2 separate regions of the Homo sapiens genome follow, and region 1 is linked to region 2. Evidence: read pairs that join two places in POLR2A ChIA-PET (ENCODE). Cell type or tissue: PC-9. All regions are shown on one strand. Links, peaks and the distances in the headings refer to the core of each region. The heading gives the core; the rest is flanking DNA.

Evidence for each region. ChIA-PET counts read pairs that join two places held together with the same protein. Peaks named below come from ENCODE experiments on the same cell type or tissue, not always from the same donor. Only the 100,000 strongest peaks of a DNase experiment are listed, where the experiment ranks them.
Region 1: POLR2A ChIA-PET joins it to region 2 with 5 read pairs; 2 of 35 experiments call an interaction of 5 or more read pairs at or near these places.

Annotation. Positions count from the first base shown.
Region 1 is chr5:142,937,570-142,940,492 of GRCh38, forward strand. The region is part of intron 11 of ARHGAP26 (Rho GTPase activating protein 26); the gene reads left to right. Among named protein-coding and RNA genes, the nearest start is that of ARHGAP26-AS1, 70 kb to the left of the region's middle. In PC-9, for the core only: no CTCF peak of the experiment used is centred there; no DNase peak of the experiment used is centred there.
Region 2 is chr5:143,153,568-143,156,490 of GRCh38, forward strand. All of the region lies in intron 20 of ARHGAP26 (Rho GTPase activating protein 26), which reads left to right. Among named protein-coding and RNA genes, the nearest start is that of ARHGAP26-IT1, 37 kb to the right of the region's middle. In PC-9, for the core only: no CTCF peak of the experiment used is centred there; a DNase peak (open chromatin) is centred at 1,394; H3K27ac peaks cover 992 bases.

The sequences.
Region 1 (2,923 bases), core at 203-2,702, 220 kb before region 2:
CGCACAAAAACCTGTATGCATAAACCTCCCTCATAGCAGCTTTATTCATAATAGCTTGAAACTGGAAGTACTACAGATGTCCTTTAATGGGTGAATGGTTAAACAAACTGGTACATCCATGCAATAGAATACTGTTTGGCAATGGAAAGAAATGAACTATTGGTACACAACAACCGGGTGCATCTTAGGAGCATTATGCTAAATGAAAAAGGCCAGTCTCAAAAAAAAATATACTTTAATTTTGTAACATTTTTGAAGTGACAGTTTTAGAAATGGAGAATGGAATAGTGATATCCAGGGTATACGGACATTGGAAGTAGGAAGCAACTATAAAGGGGGTAGCACAAGCAAGTCCTTCGTGGTGATGGAATAGTTCTGTGTTTTGATCTTGGTGGTTAGTTATATGAAACCATATTAAAGTAGTTATGAGAAACTGCAGCAAAGTATATGTGTATACTTCTGTACAATCCTACATACACACAGATGAACTCATGTCAAAACTGATGGAGTTTGAACAACGAGTATAGTCTAGTTAACAATATTGTCCTAGTGACAATTTTCTGGTTTTGATGCTATGTTATAGTTTTAAAAGATAGTATCATTGGATTATGGGGGGGGAAGTAGGGCAAAAGAGTCACAGGACACTACTATTTTTATAATAGTATGAAATTATAACTTTAAAAAACAACAAAGTTAGCTATTCAGATAGTCAGATAAAGCTTTGAAATGATTCTGCTGGATTTTTTCACTTTCTGTTAAATCTGGGTTGACAAACAATAGGGTCACTGTTGCAACTCCATAAGCTTTTGTTTTACTTTTGTGTGGCCATTGTCTAAGGCTTGGGAACAGATGACTTTTCATATTAAATTGGACACGGAAACCTTAGTTCAGACTGCATAAATACCACAGCTCAGGAAAATTTTAGAGACAGCAGAGTTTCTTTGGCGAGTTTCCAATAACTAAAGTTGTCTCTCCTTTTCTCATTGCATATTGCTGGTAAGCATGTTTGCTAAAAGAAAGTAGAATAGAATTTCTACCAGCCCATCATCATTGCCAACATATACACACCCAACTTGAAGTATTTAATATCCATCTGCTATGGAAAAGATGGCTCAGGAAGCCAGGGGGACTGAGTGATCCACAGCTTCAGGGCTTGCGTAGCCTCTTAAAACTGCATTTCCATATATCCCCTTAGCTGTGATTAGTGGTGTCTTTCTGCAACTGCTTATATCGCCTCCTTATTTTAGATGTATTAGTCCTCCTTCACATTTCAAGGATTCTTTAGTTAAATAAAATATTTCTCCACTTTGAGCTGGTACTTGAATCTCTTTCGACAGCCACAAGTTTTGAAGGTTGGCAGATGCTAGAATTAGGTGGAATTAGATTAAGAAGGTAAGAAACAGATACTTTAGCATCAACAATTGTGTGTAAGTCTGTGTATTAGGAAATCACCACTCTTGTAGGTCAAAAATAGCCAGATATTGGCAATTTCTTATGGCTCCATTCATAGCTGTGGAGCAGGAAGAAGCAAGCCCACACGTAAGTCAATATCATACCCTTATTTATGGAAGAGGGAACACTGCCTAAAAAAGGCTGGTAATTGGTTGATCTCGGATAGATGATTCAGGTCTCTTAGCTTCCAGTTCTGTGCTATTTTTGCGCAACACACAAAAAATTGCTGCTGAATTGTTAGGAAGTCACAGTTGAATGGTATCAACCTTTACTTTTTAAGTAGAGTTACTCTGCTGTGGCTACTGCAGTGGATGAAGGGAAAAGAAGGAAGAGGCTAAGGAAAAACCACTCCTCTAGTAAAAGACAATGTTACTTCCTTCTGCTCACCTCCATTTTAAAGATATCTTCTGTTTTCGTCTTTGTGGACTTTGGGGCTGAACAAAATGTGTCTTCTCTCACCTTTCTCTACCGTGCCCGAGCTCTAACCCCCTAGTCCTTCTAGAACTCCTGGAATAAATGGGCAATTGCATTGCATATGTTCTGCATCTAATATCTGAAAGAGTGAGCTGTGAAAAGTTTTTAAAGGGAAAAGTAAGATTGATTACTGTTAAGATGAGCTCTCAGGATTAGAAGCAGAATGTTATGGTGGTTAAGAATGTGCACTCACACAGCCCAAGTTTAAATCCTACACCACTGCTTATTGGCAGTCTCAAATTGGAAAATGACAGTCTCTCTGAGCAGGTTTCCTCACCTGCAAATTGTGATAATAATAGCCCCTACCTCATAAGAGTGCTTTGTAAGGATCAACCTATATGTAAATGCCTGTACATGGCAAAGTGATCATTTAAAGCTAGTTCTTACTATTGTCTTTTTGGAGAGGAAGATGGATATTGGGATACCTGGGTTCTATTTCTAGCTCTGTTTTTAAATTACTTGATTCACTTAGCTCAAGTCACCTTGTTCCAGTTCACCAGAGTGCAGGGCAGGGACTGCTTTCAATAGTATGGAAAATGTGATTTCGTTTAGCAGTCAGTGTGAACTTTCAGGATATGACTGGAGGAGCAGGAAGTAATCTTTAGCCTCCTTTGCTATGATGCATCCCAGGCCTAGCAGTTCATAATCCTGCTGTATGCTAACCTCAGCTCACCAGTCTGCGGCTGACACTTGCGTTTTCCTTTCTTTGTTAAAATAAGTGATTGAAAGAGTATGGATAGTTAGGAAGGTATGGGGTGAGCTTGCTAGGCTCTAGTGTGACGATGCAGGCCTCAGTCCTTTCTGAGCTTTCTTTTTATTTATTTAATTTTTTTTAACTTTTAGGTTCAGGGGTACATGTGCAGGTTTGTTATGTAGGTAAACTTGTGTCATGGGGTTTTGTTGTACAGATTATTTTGTCACCCAGGTACTAAGCCTAGTACCCAATAATTACTTTTCCTGATCCTCTCCCTCCTCCCGCCCTCCACTGTCAAGTAGG
Region 2 (2,923 bases), core at 113-2,612:
GCAGTAATTTCCCCAAATTAGAAACTACTAGGTAAATGCCTTCTTTAGACCACAAAGATTGAAAGATTGAAAGAAAGCTAGGAGGGCTGGGATGATTACTGCAATGATGGAACCCAACCTTGGAGTTCTCTCTGCCTAAGTGGTCCCCACCCCTAAAAAATAACTAACTGCTCAGTAGCCTCATAAATAAAACTAATTTTTCTCGTCCTTCTGTCTTAACACACACGCTCATGCATTTCCAAGTTATTTCTGGTGACCTAAAAGACGCACGCATGCCAAACGCCTGCAGATTCTGCCAGAGTCAACCTTCTTCTCCTGTCTTAGTGGCCAGAGAACAGTCCCTGGAATTCAAAGGATAAACAAGGCCTGCGTCCAGACAGAGTTGTTTCTCTGAAACATTGCTGGCTTCTTCTGAGTTTGATTCAGCTGTTCTCTGATGAAATTCAGGGAAAACTTGCCTTCAGAGATATCTCTCAAATTTTACTAATCTTCCACTTTAGTTGGTCAACATTCATTCCACAAATGTCAATTGAACTCCTACTGTGGGCCTGGTGGTGGTCTGAGTGCTGAAGATACAGTGATTTAAAAATATTAAAAAAAAAAAAAGAGTTTCTGCTTTCATGGATTTTATATTCTAGTGGAGACAGGAGATAAATCAGTGTTTAACACAGTATGTCACACAGTATATTGAGAAGTCCCAGGGAGAAAACTAATGGAGAACCAAGGAGATAGGGATTTGGAGGAGAAGGAGGCAAGTGACTTTAGCTCTCTGTACCTCAGTTTTCTCATCTGTAAAATAGTGTGATCATAACCTCCTCAAATAGGTGGCATGAAAATTAAGATCATCTTTTACTTACGTATTTTAGTACTGTGTATGGCAATTAATAGTATTATTTTGGAGGGCTCCCCCCACAAACTGTCCTTACTTTTTCTCCAGTCCCTCAGCCATGGTATGTATTTTTCCTGTGCAGAGAAATGTCCCAGGCTGTCCCACTCACCTTCCCCCACCAGCCTCCTACCTTGAATCTGAGACTGGAGCTATAACTCAGTCCAGGCTTTAAGTGATCAGTGAAGAGGAGGAAGGAACTTCTGCTGTAGAGGCAGGTGCTACCCCTCCTTAAAGCAAGACCAGCTAGGGTAGACACGCCACACCCTGTTCCTGAAAGATTTGGAAACCTCTGAATCCCACAGGGTACCTGATAATTGTGTGCATAGCTGTTATTTATTGAGACCAAATGAATGGCAAAATGAATAATATGCATTAGACAAGTGATAATTCATAGCATTTTTTTTTTTAAAAAGCAATTTTACCATCCCCATGCTATTTTATGCCAAAGGGTTACACCCAAACAGGCTGCTATGCTTTTACTAGAATTGTCTCTATTTGTCATCCTTTGGAATGTGGGGCTTTGAAAGAGGAAGTTTTCCTCTGTGGCTGGATCAACTTTTTGTGGAGAAGGATCTTTCCTTTTAGATGGAGAATTCTGTTTCTCACCCACCTCCAAGCAGAAAAGATCTCTTCAGACCGATTTGCCTGAAAAGTTGGTGACATTCCCCACCTTTGGAAATAACCTGAACGCCTCATTGTTTTCAAAAGGATTCATTTGCCCCTCCTTGCTCCCCACAGTGCCCTTGGGGATTCCAGCTTACTTACTCGTTCATTGTTGTTTCTTGGACATGCCAGATACCCTCCCTCTGTCACCTCAGGCTCCTGGGCTGTGGAGGCCACAGCTCTGCCCTGTAACTAGGCCACGTTTCCTTGACATTTTCAGTTTGTTACTGGTGTGACCCATTTTCTGAGTGGCTTCATGTCCACTTTTCTCTTTCCCTAAGCAAGATCTCACTCATCAATCGGGAGCCCAGCTGGGCTTCCCTTGGTTGAGGGTGGAAATTCCTGCCTTCATCCAATTTTTATGAGATAAATGTGTTGGTTATTAGTGGTGGTTCTTCTTTTTTAAAATATAAAAATTGCTTGAGACAGACCTCACACTTGGTGACCCAGCAGGGTTTCTTTCCCAAGCACCAGGGACCCATCGGTGGCACTTGGATCTCTACAGCCTGTCAGCAGAGGGGGTATGGGAGGAGGTAAGGGCAGAGCGCCGTTTGAATGCCTAGCCACATCCCTGTTTTCCAGCAGAGTGGAAATCACAAATGGAAAAATGTTTTCCTTTACACATATTGTTCTGTTCTTTTCTCCTGTACAAGCTAAAATCATATAAAGGGTCTGTATTTTTTCTATAAACTTATAAATCTTGCTAAATAACCTAAAACAGTTTCCAAAAATTGCCCTGACATACACAGTACATGCTTAAAGCTTTGGAGTTTAATTAAAGGTATGAATGACTGAATTTCATTTTGAATTTAGCTGCCCTCAAATGCCTTATGACACTGTATTTTATTTGTGTAAGTGTTAGGCATTTTAAATCTCAAATTTTTGGTAGAATATTTGGGAAGGAAATAGGCTTAAGATTTCGCATGGCTTTTTCAACATTGTTATGCCTGTGAGGGAACTTTGAAGGAAATCTAAAGTGTTATTTTTCTTATTTAGGATTAGATTAGAATTGTTTCTACCTCTGTGTATTTAATCTGAGGGATCTTATTCGTAGATTCAGATTCTAAATTGGGTAAATTAAAAGTACATTAGAGTTCAAGTACTGCTTTTGAAACCTTTTTTAGTCAATCTGGAAAGCAGATGCTTACTTAGCTAGGAAAGCATTCCTAGTTGGAAACAGCCTTAGAATCTTGTTTTTAACTCCTTCTCTGCATTAGGGATCTGGAAAGCCAGGCAGGATCAACCATAGGCTTCATTTGGTCTCTGTTACACTGGTCTTCCAAGGCAGACCCTTAGCTCTGTGCACTGGTTCTCAGAGTGTGGTCCTGGGACCAGCATCATTGGTGTTACCTGGGAGCCTGTTAGATCTAC